2 separate regions of the Homo sapiens genome follow, and region 2 is linked to region 1. A link is an interaction called in ENCODE POLR2A ChIA-PET data of the cell type or tissue named here. Cell type or tissue: A673. All regions are shown on one strand. Each heading gives the region's core, and the rest is flanking DNA. Links, peaks and the distances in the headings are about the cores only. Region 1 has its middle 610 kb from the start of SNORD151. Region 2 overlaps LOC124901626 (a long non-coding RNA gene).

What was found. ChIA-PET counts read pairs that join two places held together with the same protein. Peaks named below come from ENCODE experiments on the same cell type or tissue, not always from the same donor. Only the 100,000 strongest peaks of a DNase experiment are listed, where the experiment ranks them.
Region 2: POLR2A ChIA-PET joins it to region 1 with 10 read pairs; 5 of 35 experiments call an interaction of 5 or more read pairs at or near these places.

What each region holds. Positions count from the first base shown.
Region 1 is chr7:46,850,822-46,859,167 of GRCh38, forward strand. No RefSeq gene overlaps it. Among named protein-coding and RNA genes, the nearest start is that of SNORD151, 610 kb to the right of the region's middle. In A673, for the core only: no CTCF peak of the experiment used is centred there; no DNase peak of the experiment used is centred there.
Region 2 is chr7:46,905,035-46,913,380 of GRCh38, forward strand. All of the region lies in intron 1 of LOC124901626 (a long non-coding RNA gene), which reads right to left. Among named protein-coding and RNA genes, the nearest start is that of SNORD151, 560 kb to the right of the region's middle. In A673, for the core only: no CTCF peak of the experiment used is centred there; DNase peaks (open chromatin) are centred at 3,947 and 4,827; H3K4me3 peaks cover 625 bases; H3K27ac peaks cover 1,955 bases.

The DNA.
Region 1 (8,346 bases), core at 30-8,029:
GCAAGACTCAGAGGGGACTCGATGGCTGATGGCTGCATTCATCAGAGGACTCCAATATTCATCATGTGTGGTATCTGGGCTGGGAGGAGTCAGAGACTAGGAACGTCACTAGGAGCACCTATGCCTGGGCTTCCCAACAGCATTGTGTCCTCAGATATTGGTGGACTCTGGGTAGCTGGATGCCTTGCAGGGCCTTCAGGGCTCCAAGCAGGAGTGTCCAATGAGCAAGGCATCAGCGGCTTTCTGCCCTGACTTCAGAACACATGAATATCACGTCATCCACACTCTACTGCTTACAGACATGTCACAGTCCCACCCAGATTCAAGGGAGGTGACATAAACCCTAGCATTCCATGCGAGAAGAATCACATTCCCACATCAGAAAAAATGTGGTAAAGAAGCTATCATTGTGGCCATCTCCAGAAAATAAAATATGATCCTTTACAGATAATTCAATAACTATGCTTTCCCCATTGTACTTGGTATCAGTCCATCTTCATCCTGAGGAACAGCATCCAGCCTGTTTGTGTCCAAGAGAGTCTATATTAGGAAATTCTGGCCTAGTATGTGTAGACTGTCAGGTTGGGAGGAAGCTTAGCTTACTGAGGCAGATCCTCCTTTCACAGGTGAGAACACACAGCCATAGAGTGCAAGCTTCTGGACCAGACCTCGTGAAAGGTTGTCATAGTAAAATCAGACAATCTTTTCATTTTCTTTCCTTCCTGTAATGCTGGCAATGTTGGACAAGGGAAGATATGGTCTGGGGGTAAATGTGAGGGGCCTGTATTTCATCTCTCTACTCATTCACAGCAGACAGGATTAGAGGAGTTTATAGGTTCTCCAGTGGACTGTTTTCCCCACTACAGAAATTCCCTCTACAGGTTTTCTGATAATAATAACAACTCAGCTTTTTTTTTTTCCTTGATCTGTCACCCAGGCTGGAGTGCAGTGGTGCAATCTCAGCTCACTGCAACCTCTGCCTCCCAGATTCAAGAGATCCCCCGATCTCAGCCTCTTGAGTAGCTAGAACTACAGGTGTGCACCACCACACCTGACTAATTTTTTAAATATATGTATATCTAGTAAAGACAGGGTTTCACCTATTGACCAGGCTGGTCTCAAACTCCTCACCTCAAGTAATCCACTGGCCTCAGCCTCCCAAATTGCTGGGATTACAGGCATGATCCACTATGCCCAGCTGATAACTCAGCTTTTGAGCAACTATCCTTGGGGCCAGTAAACTCTTTATATTCAAATATTATCATAAAATTACAAAACATAAAATATACCATTTTAGCCATTTTTAAGTGTCTCATTCAATGGCACTAAATCCATTCACAACATTGTGCAATCATCAGCACCATCCATCTCTGGAACCTTTTCATCTTCACCAAATGATACGCTGTCCCCATTACACATTAACTCCCCATTCCCCTTCCCCCATCTCCTGGCAACCCCTATTCAACTTTCTGTCTCTATGAACTTGACTACTCTAAGGACATCATAGACGCAAATCATACAGTAGTTATTCTTTCACGACTGGTGATTTCACTTGGCATAATGTTCTCAAGGTTTGTCCATATCACAAATGTCAAAATCTCCTTCCTTTTAAGGGTGTGGAATATTCTATTGTATAAATGCACCACAATTTATTTATGTGTTCATATATCCATGGACACTTGGGTTGCTTCCATCTTTTAGATATTGTGAATAATGCTGCCAAGAACATGAACTGTACCAATATCTCTTTGAAACCCTGCTTTCAATTGTTTTGGGTATAATCAGAAGTGAAATTTCTACGTGGTATGGTAATTCTATTTCTACTATTTTGAGGAATCGCAATACTATTTTCCACAGTCACTGCCTCATTTTACATTTCCACTAGCAATGCACAAAAATCCCAGTTTTTCCACATCGTCTCCAACATGTATTATTTTCTTCCTTTTTGACAATAGCTACCCTTATGGGTGTAAAGTAGCTTCTCTTTGTGATTTTAATTTATATTTCCCTAATGATTATGGATATTGCACCCACAGTACCAGCTCAAATGGATGCAGCCCTGGCTCGTACAATGGGAAAAGGCTTTCACTTAATTGTTAACACCACCGTCCCAGCAGACTGGCTGCATTGCCATCACCTGGGATTAGTTAGAAATGCCATAAAAGCTCAACCCACCACTCAGATGGGGGCAGGGACAGATGTGAGTGTTGTCTCCTGTCTTTTTGTGGGATGACTCACAATAAAGCTTTTGCTTTTCTCAAAAAACAGTGCCATAGGATCAGCTTTGATACACATCAAGGATAAGCCCCTTGTTTGGTCATAATAGCGAGCATCTTTTATGTGCTAATTGCCATTTGTGTATTTTCTTTAAATAAACATCTATTCAAGTCCATTTCCCATTTTTTAACCAAGCTGGTTTGTGTTGTTGAGTTGTAGAAATTATTTATATGTTCTGGATATTAATCCTGTATCTGGTATATGATTTGAAAATATTTTCTTCCATTTTATGCGTTGCCTTTTCATTCTACTGATAATGCCCACTGATATATGAAAAATTTTAATTTTGGTGAGGTATAATTTAATCTTTCTTTCTTTCATTGCCTGTGCTTTTTGTATCATCCAAAAAAATCCAAGAAATCATTAACAAATCTAATGTCATGAAGGTTTCTCCTATTTTTTTTTTCCTAAGAGTTTTAGAGTTTTAAGTTTACCTTTAAGTCTTAGGTCTATTTTAAGTTAATTTTCACATACAGGGTGAGATAAAAGTCCAACTTTATTCTTTTGCATGTGGATATTCACTTTTCCCAGCACAATTTGGGAAAGAGCCAGTAAACTCTTAACCACACAATCTTACTGTGGCCAGAAACTATTTTACTCCAAGTATTTACTTTCTCTGAAAATAGATCACAATTTTCAGCTGAGATTGCTACCAGATCACCAGTCTTTCTTGCAGGTAGGCATTGATGTATGACTAAAATCACGCCAGTAAGACATAAGCAAATGTGCACATGTACCTCTAGAAAGGCTGATTACAAAGAGTATACTTGGTGTGACACAAACCTGTTTATCTTTCACTCTCCTTTTGCCATCAGCCTGGAACGTGCATGTCGTGAATAGTTATAGTAGTACCTTGAACAAAAAAATGACCGTGAGCCAAAATATTGACAGGGCTCTGGTAGCGCAGGTCCCTGCAGACAATGTGGAGCTGCCATATCAGCTTTGGATCACCCTGTGACATTAAATTCCATCATGTTTGAGCCACTCTCAATTTATGTTTTCTTATTGCGCAGATGACCCTTATCTTTTCTAAGGTGCAATTTATGTGTTCTTTTTAATGCATGAATTTAAAGTACACACTTGTATGAGTTTTGGCAAGTGTATATTTCTGTGAAACTACTGCTACATTCAAACGTCCAAATCTTTTAATCATTCCCAGAATATTCTCTGTCATGATTTGCAGTTCATCTCTCCCTCTGCCCCAGGCCCCAGGCAGTCACTGAACTTGTGAATTTTTGTCACTATAAATTAGTTTGCCTTTTGTAGATTTTACATAAGTAGAATCATACAGTACATATTCTTTTGCATCAGGTTTCTCTCAACTCACATAATGATTTTGACATTTATCTATGTTGTGTAGGGGGCTGAGGAGGGTGGATCATGAGATCAGGAGATCAAGACCATCCTGGCTAACAAAAAATTAGCCAGGCATGGTGGCACACGCACCTGTAGTCCCAGCTACTCAGGAGACTGAAGCAGGAGAATCGCTTGAACCCGGGAGGTGGAGGTTGCAGTGAGCCGAGATTGTGCCACTGCACTCCAGCCTGGGTGACAGAGGGAGACTCTGTCTCAAAAAAAAAAAAAAAAAGAAGAAGAAGAAGAATAGTTTGTTCCTTTTTAATGCTGAGAGTTGTCTATTCTATGGATATACTATAATTTATCCATTCACTTCTTGATGAATATTTGAGTTGTTTTCAGTTTCTAGCTATTATTAATAGAGCTTTTATAATGTTTATGTAAAAACCTTTGCAGACATATAACATATTTTTCTTTCTCTTGGGATTTCTTTAGGAATGAAATAACTAAGTTTTATAATAGGTGTGTCCTTAAGCTTTTGAAAAATTATTAAAGTTTTCAAAGTGGTGGCATATTTTTCTTACCATCTGTTCACTCTCAGAAATGATGCCATCTGGAGGACGCAGTGCTTGTCTCTGCTGTTGGCAGATTAGACACTCACCAGTGACTATATCCAGGTCAGCCTTGGTGAGTGGAAGTCCATGTTGCTGAGTCCATGCATAACTTCCATCCCTGCCACCATGGCCACTTTGTTCATAAGCCCATTGGAAGATGAGAGTGTGGCTGGGGAAAGATTCAGCTGACTGGTATCCACAAAATGAATCATCTTATCCACTGGATTATTAAATAAATCCTTCTCTCTTAAATGCAGAAAAACTGTAGATCATGATGCAAATTCTATCCTATAATTTAGAAAAACACATTTTTATCATTCTTCAAATTTTTCACTAAAGAATAAGAGATATTGCCCAAGACTGAAGCTAAATCTTATGCATCTGCCTTACACAGAGGGAGACCTGAACTGGCATGTAGGGAACCTGCCTCCCAGCAAGTTCCATCACTGTCTTGCTAAGTCCTCTGGGACAAGGCATTCACCACTCTGAATCTCCAGTTTTCCTCTGTCAAAATCCCTAGTCCCATTTGGGCCAGGGACTACTAGAGCTTACTTTGCCTTGAAAAGCATATTTACTACTCCTACTAACTTTTTACACTTTTTAAAGACGGATTAGAACTCTCTATTAGGAATATAAGCAAAATAACCTGTTTTTCTCTGATGAAACCTTATAGATCTGCAAATCACTTGCAGCCTTTGGAATGGAAACTTCCTTCAGATTCTGAAATGCTGCAACTCATTCTTTTTTTTCTAGAATATATAAAAAAAATCCTAAGTAAGAAAACTGTGGAGAGAAAATGTTTTTTTTTTCCCCACCAAAGTTGCCATTCCATTTTCACTTGAAAAAAGTACTAAAAATATAAAAATTCCAAAAGAAAACTGGTTTTTCTGCTACTCTGAAAAGTGGTGGCAGAAAGCTTGGTCTTGCAAAATGTTCACCCAGACCTGGACATCTGGTCGCCTTTGGCCCTTTGCAGTTCCCTCGAGGGCACTTGTTCTGGCCCCTCCTTCCCTCATCAGATGCCTCAGGAAGCCACATACTCCCAGCTTTATTCTGGACTACAGAGAACACTGGTCGGGAGGTGGATGTAAAATCTTTCCAAAGAACCATGTCAACAAATAGTCTACCCTTCTTCAAGAAAAGCCAATTTCTATTTATAGGACAAACAGCCTTTCCAAAAATCGAGACTGCAGGGTGGCAGGGTTACAATACTCATTACTCTGATGACTTGTGGTCTTATCCTTCTGCTCTGATGTGGTTCCTCGTTGCATTCAACAAAAATGCACTGAACCACTTCTGAGCCCTTTTACCTCTGCAAGGTAATACAGATTCAGTCTACTAAATTTATAGTTCCTTCCCTTGGAGAGGCTCTTGGTTTATTGGATGAATCGGGCATTTAGAGAACAATGCAAACAAACAAAGCTGAGTATCATTTGTTCCCCCAGTTTGTTAACAGTTTTTTTCGCGGGGGAGAGTGGAATAAGGAGGGTGTGGGTACTGATCTCAGCCATGGCTCTAGTGTCTCTGGTGAACCAGCCCCTGAGGCCCACCCTTTTAGCCAGTGATGATGGGTGTTTTCCTTGTAACTGGTTAACATGTCTCTACTGCACTGGACTGAGCTTGGGCATCCTGGATGCCCATGTCCTTCTCTGACATAGCTACTCTTCTACTACTGCAGGGCCTTTTCTCCATCAGTGCCAGCATATTAATCTTGGACTGAATTTTTCTGTTTCTCTCCTCCAAAGGTGCACCCTGGCATTCTAAGCACTTCCACATCCACCTAACTTCTGCCAGGATTTTCTGTGGACTAAGGTAGCTAAGATGTAGAGGGAGACGCATGGTCCTTAAACCAGGCTGATCTAGTTCTTACTGAAACCACTTCCCAGCCCTATCATCTTGGATAAGTCACTAAACTTTTTGGAGATGAGTTTCCTCTTTGATAAAATGGGGGACATAATATCCACCTTAAAGGGATGTTGTAAGGATTGACTTACATGGTTACTACAGAGTGCCTGGCAGAGATTTGCTGTCAATCAAAGTCATTTAGTAGACACTGCCTCTTTTGACAGGCAGAAATGACCCTGCAGGTCAGGGCGGATCCACTTCTCTAGATTTAGGTACACTCTGAGTTTCCATCCTTCATTTAATACACTCAGTGGTATTACCTTTTCTACTGGACTACATAAAGTCTTCGGCAAGGATTGTGTCACTTCATCTCTTAAGCATCTAGCAAAATACTCAGCACGTAGTAGCTAATTTATACAATTCTGCAAAACCAAAATATACTAAACATTCTAGGCTAGCCTTGACCGACTTGTCAGGCTAGAATGAGTCAGGCCATGGTCCTTCCATTTCTACCTCCAGCTCTCTGGATATACACTTCCCCAGGCATCCTTCATGCATGGGTTTCATCATTTGCTTCAGTAGGTTGATGATTCTGTAGTCCATAGGTAATGTCCTAGAGGATATGTGCTCTCCCCCATATTTATGCAAATAACAGCAGACATATCAGACATTTATGCACATAGCAGCAGCTCTCTTTTCATAACAACTAAATACAAGTTTCCGTATTGCTCACTTGTAAAACAAGCTTAGACTCTGTTCTACATTAGTTAAGTTATTCCTATTTAGATACCATACCCCTAACTTAAGACCATTAAGTTGTATGTGGTAAGAATATTTAACATGAGGCTTACTCTCAACAAAATGTTAAGTATACAATATAGTATTATTAACTATAGGTAAATGTTGTACAGCAGATCTCTAAAACTTATTCATCTTACTCAATGGAAATTTTATAACCCATTGATTAGCAACTCCAAATTTCCTTATCTGTCCAGGCCCTGGCAACCACTCTCTGCTTCCTGGGTTTTACTATTTTAGATACTTCATATATGTTCTGTATTTGTCATTCTATGACTGGCTTATTTCATTTATCATCTTATCCTCCACGTTTATCCAAATCCAGATGGCAGAATTTCCTTCTATTTTAAGGCTGAATAGTAATGCATTGTGTGTGTACCACATTTTCCTTATCCGTTCCTCCATCGGTGGACTCTTAGGTTGTGTCCACATCTTAGCTGTTGTGAATAATGCTGTCATGAATATGGAAGTACACATATCTCTTCAAGATGTTTATTTCCATTATTGTGAATACATATCCAGAAGTGGGATTGATGGATCGTATGGTAGTGCTATTTTTCGCTTTTTGAGGGATTTTCATGCTGTTTTTCATAGCGACTGCACCATTCTGTATTACCACCAAAAGTATGCATGGGTCCCAATTCCACATTCTTGCTAACATTTATCATTATATTATATATATATATATTATATTATATATATTATATTATATATAATGTAATGATAAATATATATTTATATAATATATGTATATTGTGTAAAATGATAATATATATAATATATGTATATTATATAAAATGATAATATATATAATATATAAGAATAGTTATCCTAACAAGTATAAAGTTGTATCTCATTGTGATTTTGATTTGCATTTCCTTAATGCAGATTCAATGTAATCCTTGTCAAAATTCCAATGGGATTTTGTACAGAAATAGATGCAACAATCCTAAAATTCATATGGAATCACAAAAGATCCTGACTAGCCAAAACAATCTAGAGAAAGAAAAACAAAGCTGAAGGCATCACACTTCCTAATTTCAAAACATATATGGCACTGGTGTAAAGACATCTAGAGAAACGGAACCGAGTAGAAATCCCAGAAATAAATTCATGGATATACGGTCAACTGGTCTTTGACAACAGTGACAAAAATACATAGAAAGGATGGTCTCTTCAACATGGCGCTAGGAAAACTAGATATATACATGCAAAGGAAGGAAACTGGACCCCTCTCTTACCTGATAGACAAAAATCAACTCAAAATGCAAAACTTAAATGTAAGATCTGAAACTATAAAACTTCTAGAAGAAAACATAGGGAAAAGCTTCACGACATTGGTCTTGGCCATGATTTCATGTGTCTGGCACCAAAAGCACAAACAACAAATGCAAAAATAGATAAACGGGGCTACATCAAACTACAAACTTTCCACACAGCAAAGAATAATTAGTAGAGTGATAAGGCAATCTATAGAATGGTGGAAAATATTTGTAAGCCACATGTCTAATAAGGA
Region 2 (8,346 bases), core at 38-8,037, 54 kb after region 1:
AAAACCCATGAAAACATCATACTTAATGGTGAAACACTGAGAACTTTCCTCTAAGATCAGGACTAAAAGTCTAATCTCTTAGGATGTCTACTCTTGCCACTTCTGTTCAATGCTGTACTAGAGTTTCCAGCATGGGCAATTAGGCAAGACAAAGAAATAAAAGGATTCCACACACACAGATTGAAAAAAATAAAATTATCACTATTTGCAGATGACATAATCTTTTCTATAGAAAACCTTAAAGGATCCACACATAGCCCCTTCATACACACACACAAAATCTATTAGAGAGAGAAAACAAGTTCAGCAAAGTTGCAAGATAAACAAATATATGAAAACCAATTTCTATATACTAGCAATAAATAATCTAAAATTAAAATTAAGAAAAAAATCATTTTAAAATAACACCCAAAATAATAAAATAGTTATGACTAAATGCAACCAAAAAAAGTGTAAGACTTGTACACTGCAAACTGCTAAACATGTTGAAAGAAACCAAAGAAAACCTAATAATATGGAGAGGCATACTAATTTCATGGACAGAAAGACATAATACTATTAAAATTGGAATATCCTCAATTTGATCTACAGATTCAGTATGTAATCCCTATCAAAATTCCAAATGTGATTTTTGCAGAGATGGAGAAATCAATTCTAAAATTCATTTTGAAACACTAGTTATCTTGAATATCCAAAACTGTCTTGAAAAAAATAACAAAGTTGGAGAACTGAGATTTCCCAATTTTGAAACATACTCCAAACCTAAAATAATTAGGACACTGTGGTACTGGCATAAGGATAGACATATAGATTAATCAAATAGATTGAGAGTACAGAATAAACCCAAACATATATGGTAAACTGATTTTTGACAAGGATGGCAAGGAAATTCAATAGGAAAAAAATAGTCTTATCAACAAATGGAGACAACACTGGACGTATCGACATGCAAAAGAATGAATTGAACCCTAAATCACACCAGATGCAAAAATCATCTCAAAATAAATCAAAGACTTAAATATGAGCTAAACTCTTAGAAGGAAACAGGTATAAAACTGTGTGACCTTAGATTAGGCAATAGCTTCTTATATACAACATAAAATGCACACACCAACAAGCAAACGAAAAAGAGAGAGATTTCCTCAAAGCTAAAAACTTTCACTTCAAAGAACACCATTAATAAAGGGAAAAGACAATCCACAGAATGGGGGAAAATAACTGTAAATCATATAGCTGATAAGAGTCTAGTATCTAGAATACATAAAGAATTCTTACAATGTAATATTTGTTTTAAAAAACAAAAACCCAGTTAAATATGGGCCACAGATTTGAATAGCCATTTCTTCAAAGAAGATATACAAATGGCCAAAAACTCATAAAAACATGTGCAGCATCATTCGTGATTAGGGAATTGCAAATCAAAATCATAATGAGATACAATTTCATACCCAGTAAGATGACTATAACAATTATTTTAATGAAAATAAAAAATGTTGGTCAGGCACAGTGGCTCATGCTGCCAGCACTTTGGGAGACTAAGTCAGGCGGATCTCTTGAGGTCAAGTGTTCGAGACCAGCCTGGCCAACATGGCAAAACCTCATCTCTACTAAAAATACAAAAATTAGCTGGGCATGGGCTGAGCTGGGTACAGTAGTCCCAGCTCAGGAGGCTGAGGCAGGAGAATTGCTTGAACCCAGGAGGTGGAGGTGGCAGGGAGCCGAGATCGCACCACTGCGCTCCAGCCTGGTGACAGAGCAAGACTCCATCTCAAAAAAAAAAAAAAAAAAAAAAAAATGTGTTGGCTGAGCATGTGGAGAAATTGGAAACTTCAAACGTTGCTGGTAGGAATATAAAATGGTGCAGTCACAGTCACAGTGGCAAACAGTTGTGGAAAACAGTTTGGCAGTTTCTCCAAAAGATAAACATGGAAATTATTATATTACCCAGCAATTATTGATCTGTTGTATGAAAAGTTGTGATTATTTAACTCAAAAAGTCTTTTCCAGATTGATATTATTACAGGAAAATTAGATCAGTTATTACATGCCGTACTCCCAGCCCATAGTAAGTGGTCAATGTATATTTCCCCTGTGATGAACATGCTTAGAAAAAAGTGAACTCTGATAGGGGTTAGATGAGTTAGGCAGAGGAGTTGCTCAACTCTGCATTGACATCCTGATCAAACTTATAGGGCAGGTGGTCCTAGATGTAGGATTGAGGAAAGGAGAATAAGTAACTGGAAACTGGAGAAGGAGTAACTGAAAAATAATGAGTAACTTTTTTATGGAGTAAAAAAAAAAAGTTTGAAGTTAGATCTAGATCATGTAACTGGATTTTAGTTTATCTATACAGTGGTAGCAATTTTTCTATCTGCCTCATAATATTGGTGAGGGGGAAAGGTGGTAAAATTTTTAATGTATACATAGAAAAGTGGAAGAAGAGCAGCCGTGGGGTTGAGCTTCTCCTCCTCACATGTTACCCCTGCCTGTTGATGCTTTAACTCAGGCTCCTGTCCTACGGAAGTTTGCTACAAATCCGAGGAGAGCTTTCTACATTGTGTACGGTAGAGCAATTTGGAGCCATGGTCCAAACTTCCAGTGCAGAGAATTAGAAATGGATGTCTTTCCAGTCATCTGTGGGCAGCAGTCACACAGAGAAACCAAGAGCACAGAGGCGTGGGAGGCTTGAGTGTGGCCCAAACACCAGGTGAGAAGGGAAGAGGTCTTCAGGTGTTTGGATCTTTTGTTCACAGATTTACTTCATTTCCAGGACTTCCGAGTTGATGATTGCTTCCACAGCTCCTCCTTACCCACCTTAGACATCCTGTTTCTTGTATTCTGTCTCCTAATATTTCCTCTCCACCTTCCCACTCATTTATTGTCCCTCATAGAACAGCATTTAGTAGCATTTCCTATTTGCCTGGTGATGCATCCATGAGTTTGAGAAGGGGCAGTGTGTGCCTGTGTGCAGAGGGGAGAAAGTCAGCGCGGGGGCTGCAGGGGGCAGGTCGGAGGGCTTGCCTGAGAGGACCGCACCAAAAAGAGATGAGGAGTGCAGGGGAAGGCATGTGGAGGCCTATCCTTCATCTTGATGTTCAAGCAAATAATGTAATCTTAGCTCACTAGTAACAAGGGAATCTCCAAGGGTCTTCACACTCTTTGGCTTCTCTCCCTCTCCTCCTTTCCTCACCTCTTTCTTCCCTTCCCACAGTGTTGGTCTTCCCCTACAATTCTCTCCTATTTCCACACTTGGCCCCTCCCCCTTTACCTGAACCTTTTACCTTTTCATCTCCCAGGGTTGGATCATTACCCTGCAGTTTCCCCTGGAATGTCGACACCATAGACCACTCACTGGCCTAACAGCCCCCCCAGGCAATTTTTGTTTGTTTGTTTATTAAAACTGAACATTACTTTTAAAATAAAAAAAATTACTAACAGTGGATTATGTATGTGAAAGCTAACAATGCTAAATAGTGGCTCCCCACTTTAGTAGGGACAGAAGGTCTCCCCATCACCCCTATCAAGACCCCTATTCTCTTCTTATAAAAAGCTCATATCTACATTCTGCATGGCTTGCCTAGTCCTTGTTAGCATGTGAGCTTGTAGCTCCTGGTCCAGATCCTCATCATGCTGGAAAAGTTGGGGACCCAGGGCCCATGCAGCCAGATCTTGGCCCAAGGGGACCCTTACTGACAGCAAAGAACTTAGTCAAGCCCCAAGAGCATGGACTGTAACTCAGGAGGCCTGGTCTCCAAAGCTGCACCCTGTTTGAAATGTGTAAAGGGCAATTCATATGACCTTTCTTAGCTGGGCAATGAGGAGGGGACATCTGAGGTTTTCAAGAAGGGCTCCTCCAACCCCTAGGGTGCCACAATTTCTGCCATAACTTAAATGAAGCATGTAAGGAAAAGAACGAAGGAGAGCAGAGGTCAGCAATGCAGGATGTGGTTAAAAATAAATAAATAAAAGATTTTATTGTAAGAACAATGAGAACCACTGGAATGTGTTAGGCAGAGAGTAATGTGATCCAATTTCCAGCTTTAAAAGCCTAGTGGGTTGTAAAGAAACACAGGTCCAAAAAAAAAAAAAAAAAAAAAAACAGAAAACAAAAAACAAAAACAAACAAAAAAAAGGAGACTAGTCAGGGAGCTGTTGCAGTTGTCCAGGAGAGAGCACTGGACTGTGAGTCAGAAGACTGTATGGGGGTGTCAGGTGGTGGTCTGGACAAGGTGTTCATAGAAAATTTGATGATAAATGGAAAAGACAAAATCAACAGAACATACCAATAGATAAGATGTGGGGAAGAGAAAAGAATAATCCATAAGGACACGTAGATATGTGTTCCGAGCACCAGGGTTGAGAGTGGTGCATTTTACAGAGTTTAGAAGGGAGCACAGATTTGTGAAACCAAGTTGAGTCTGGGGAGCAATGCGTAGCTCAATATTGCTGAAATAGACCATACAAGGGATTGGGAAATGGGGCAGAAAATGAAGGAAGAGATAGGTTATAGAAGGTATGGTACATCTGGATTTTATCTCGAAAGTGTCTTGACACCCCCCATACCTTCTTTTTCTCATAGAAATGTTGGCATGACATTTAGAATGTTCTCTCTGGCAATGGTGGGGAGTTTAGATTATAGGCGAAAAAGCTAAAGGGAAGAAGACAAATGAAGAGGCTGGAGCAAGTCAGAGGATGACTAAATCCTCCCCGCTAGCTACTTCCCTGAAATAAAATTACCCATTCCCTGACATCAGCATTCTTTCTGCCAATTCCCTTCATTTTGAATGCAAATTCCAAAACGTGCTTTCAGCTAGGGATAATTATCTAATTATCTATTATCCGGGGTGTATCGTTTCATTTTCCCCTCTTCCTCCCCCTTTATTCAGTGTGTGGCTTTTGGCGGGCTTGAGAAAGATATGACTCAATTGCCTGTCAGCACAGCTTGGGTGAGGAAAGAACATCATGGAAAAAAAGGAATCGAGCTTGTCTAGGGAGCAGAGAGGTAATTGATTACTAATTACTGAAACATTATGTCTGAAGGAGGCAAGGCACAAGCCTATTTTCCAAGGCTCCAGGTAATTAGCAAACATATTTAAGATACTCGCGATGGCTCCAGGGGAGAAACATCTGAGAAGGAGGTTTCTTCGCCTCCTTATAAGGTCCATTTATGGCTTTTGCGTGATGAGCTTCACACTCCCAAGCATGAAGGAGGGAATTGGGGTTGGGACCAAGGGCTTCCTTCAATATTGCCATCCAAAGGCAGGTATTCCAGAGTCAGCCCCTAGGGTTATCTAATGGCAAGGGTAAGAAAAAAGCAGCAAGGAAAGGAAGTTAAATAACTGAGCTCTTCACTTTCAAAAAAATGTTGAGGGTAATCTTTCAAAAACACAAGTCTAATCATGCCACTCCTCTGCCTGAAAGTCTCCAGTGACTTCCCTTTGTCTGAAGAGTTCTAGATTCTCAATGTTGCTTACATGGCACTCAGCCTCCTGTCCCATTGCTCCTGGAGAAAGACTGGCTGAGGATGATGTGTGGGCCACCTGTCTTGCAGTGCTCCCCGAGGACCATTCTTCCTCTCAAACCTGAATGTGTGCATCAGCCGTTTCTTATGACAAGCACTGTCTCCTCTTTTACTGTCAATTCTTCCTCACCCTCTTTGTAGCTCAAATGTCCCTCTTCCAGCAAGGTTTCCCTATACCCTAATTGTTGTGAAGTTCAGCCCCCCTTTTTTTAATGAACTCTATTTTTTAGAACAGTTTTAGATGCAAAGGAAAAATGCAAAGATGGTACACGGTGTCCTCATATTTTCCATACTCAATTTTTTCTATTATTAACACTTTACATTTGTATGGCATGTTTGTTACAATTAATGAATCCATGGTGATATACGTTTATGAACTAAAGTCTACCATTTATTCAGATTTTCTTAGTTTTCACCAGATGTTATTTTTCTCTTCCAAGATCCCATCCAGGATACCTATTACGTTAGGCACAATGTCTGTTTTTAGGTCCCTTGTGGCTATGACAGCTTCTCAGAGGTTCCTTGTTTTCGATGACCTTGACAGTTTCGAGGGGTCAGGTATTATATTGTATAATTCTCCTCTGTTGGAATTTGTCTGATGTTCTTCTCATGATTAGAATGGGGTAATGAGCTTGTCAGAGGAAGACCACGCAGGTAAAGTGCCATTTGCATCACATCACATCAAGGGTACATACAATCAATAGAATGCATGACTGTTAATGTTGACCTTGGTCACCTGGCTAATGTAGTGGATTTTGTTTGTTTGTTTTAGTAGAGACAGGGTCTCGCTATGTTGCCCAGGCTGGTTTCAAACTCCTGTGCTCAAGCAATCCTCCTGCCTCAGCCTCCTCAGTCACTGGAATTACAGTCATGAGCCACTGTGCCAAGCTCCTAACATAGTGTTTATCATGTTTCTCCACTGCAAAGTTTCTCTTTTTCCCCTCTTTTCATGCTCATTCCTTTTGATTTAAAAAGGAAATCATTATGCACGGGGCACACTTAGGAGTGGAGTGTTATGCACCATCTCATTGAATGTAGAGTAAATACATAAATTACTTGGGACTTTCCTGGATGGACATTTATTTCTTCTCTCTACTCATTTATTTATGCAATTATTTATTTATATCAGTATATCAATACTGATATATATTTATTTTATTCATTAACTTATGGTCCAATACTGCTTCATTTATTTTGTTGCTCAAATTGTTCAAGCATTGGCAACTGGAAAGTTTTTTTTAGTTAACTTCTGTGTCCCATTGACATACCCCATTATGGGACATTTGCTTGCTTGCTTGTTTTTCTTTGAGCACTTCCCCACTTTCCAGTGCTAAAGGATAGATTCCACAGGCTCAATCTGTAAGACAGACTTCCTGTCTTAGTCCTAACACCAGCCACTTCTCCAAGAACCTCTATTTTCTTACATTAGAAAAAGATGTTAGAAACAAAAGGTAGGCATGTTTGTTGCCACTGGGATGCAGTTATATCTAGGCTTCTTGGTTGAAATAGCAAGAAAATAGATGAGTACATACTAGCCCGTGTATAGACACATATCTGTGAATATTTCTATATGTATCGTCTTTGACTATATCCTGAACATGAGTTCATACTGCTATCTCCAATTCTTAATTACCACAAAGATCATTCTAGCCTCCTCCATATGTTTATCTATAAACTCTCACTTTAACAGTAAGAAATCTGGCTCACATCTTCCACTATCCACTCATTTAACTGTTCCTTTCCAGTATACACGGATAGCAGTATCAGAGTGTTAACCCATATTCCTGTGGAAATCAACATTTTCAATAAAGTATAGTTCTTGTTGCATTTCTTTTCCTGTAGTCTAACATACTCTATTCATTTCCAAAGTTAATTAAGTCGGCAGCTTTTTCATTACCTCTTTCTATAAGGTTGATTAATACATTTGTAATGAAGTTACATTGTTTTGTCATATTCTGAATTTCATTCTGGAATCCCTCAATCTCTTAGAATTTTACTATTTTGACTGTAAAGGTCAATGGACTCATAGAATCCACCATCACAGTATCATAAATGATAGTTTTCCATCCTAAAATATCTGTTCTGCTTCACCTACTTAGCCTTCTTTACTCCCTGAACCCCTAGAAAGCACTGATCTTCTCATTGTTGCTACTGTTTTACATTTTCCAGAATGTTACATATTTGTTGTCATATTGTGTAATCTTTCAAACTGGCTTCTTTCATTTAAACACACATCTACTATTTATCCTTATCTTTTTGGTTTGATAGCTTATTTATTTTTACTGCTGAATAATATTCCGTTGTATAGATGTACCACAGTTTATTTATGTATTCACTTATTGAAAGACATCTTGGTTTCTTCCAAGTTTGGGCAATTATGAATATACCTACTATAAACATCTGTGTGCAGATTTTTGTGTAGAAATAAGTCGTTAAATCCACTCAGCAAATATCAAGGGTTGTAATTGCTGCATTATATGGTAAGAATATAGTTAGCTTTGTAAGAAATAATCAAACTGTCTTCCAAACTGACTGTATCATTTTGGATTCTCAACAGCAATGAATGAGAGTTGTATTATTCCACATTCTCACCAGCAATCAGTATGTCATTTGTTTTGTTGTTGTTTAATTTTAACCCTTCTAATATATGTGTGATGGTATCTCATTTATTGTTTTAAATTTCAATTTCCTAGTAACAATTGATGTTGAACATTTTTTCATGTGCTCATTTGCAATCCTTGTATCTTCTTCAGTGAGATGTCTGTTCAGATCTTTGGTTCACTTTTTAATTAGCTTGTTTGTTTTCTTATTGCTAAATTTTAAGA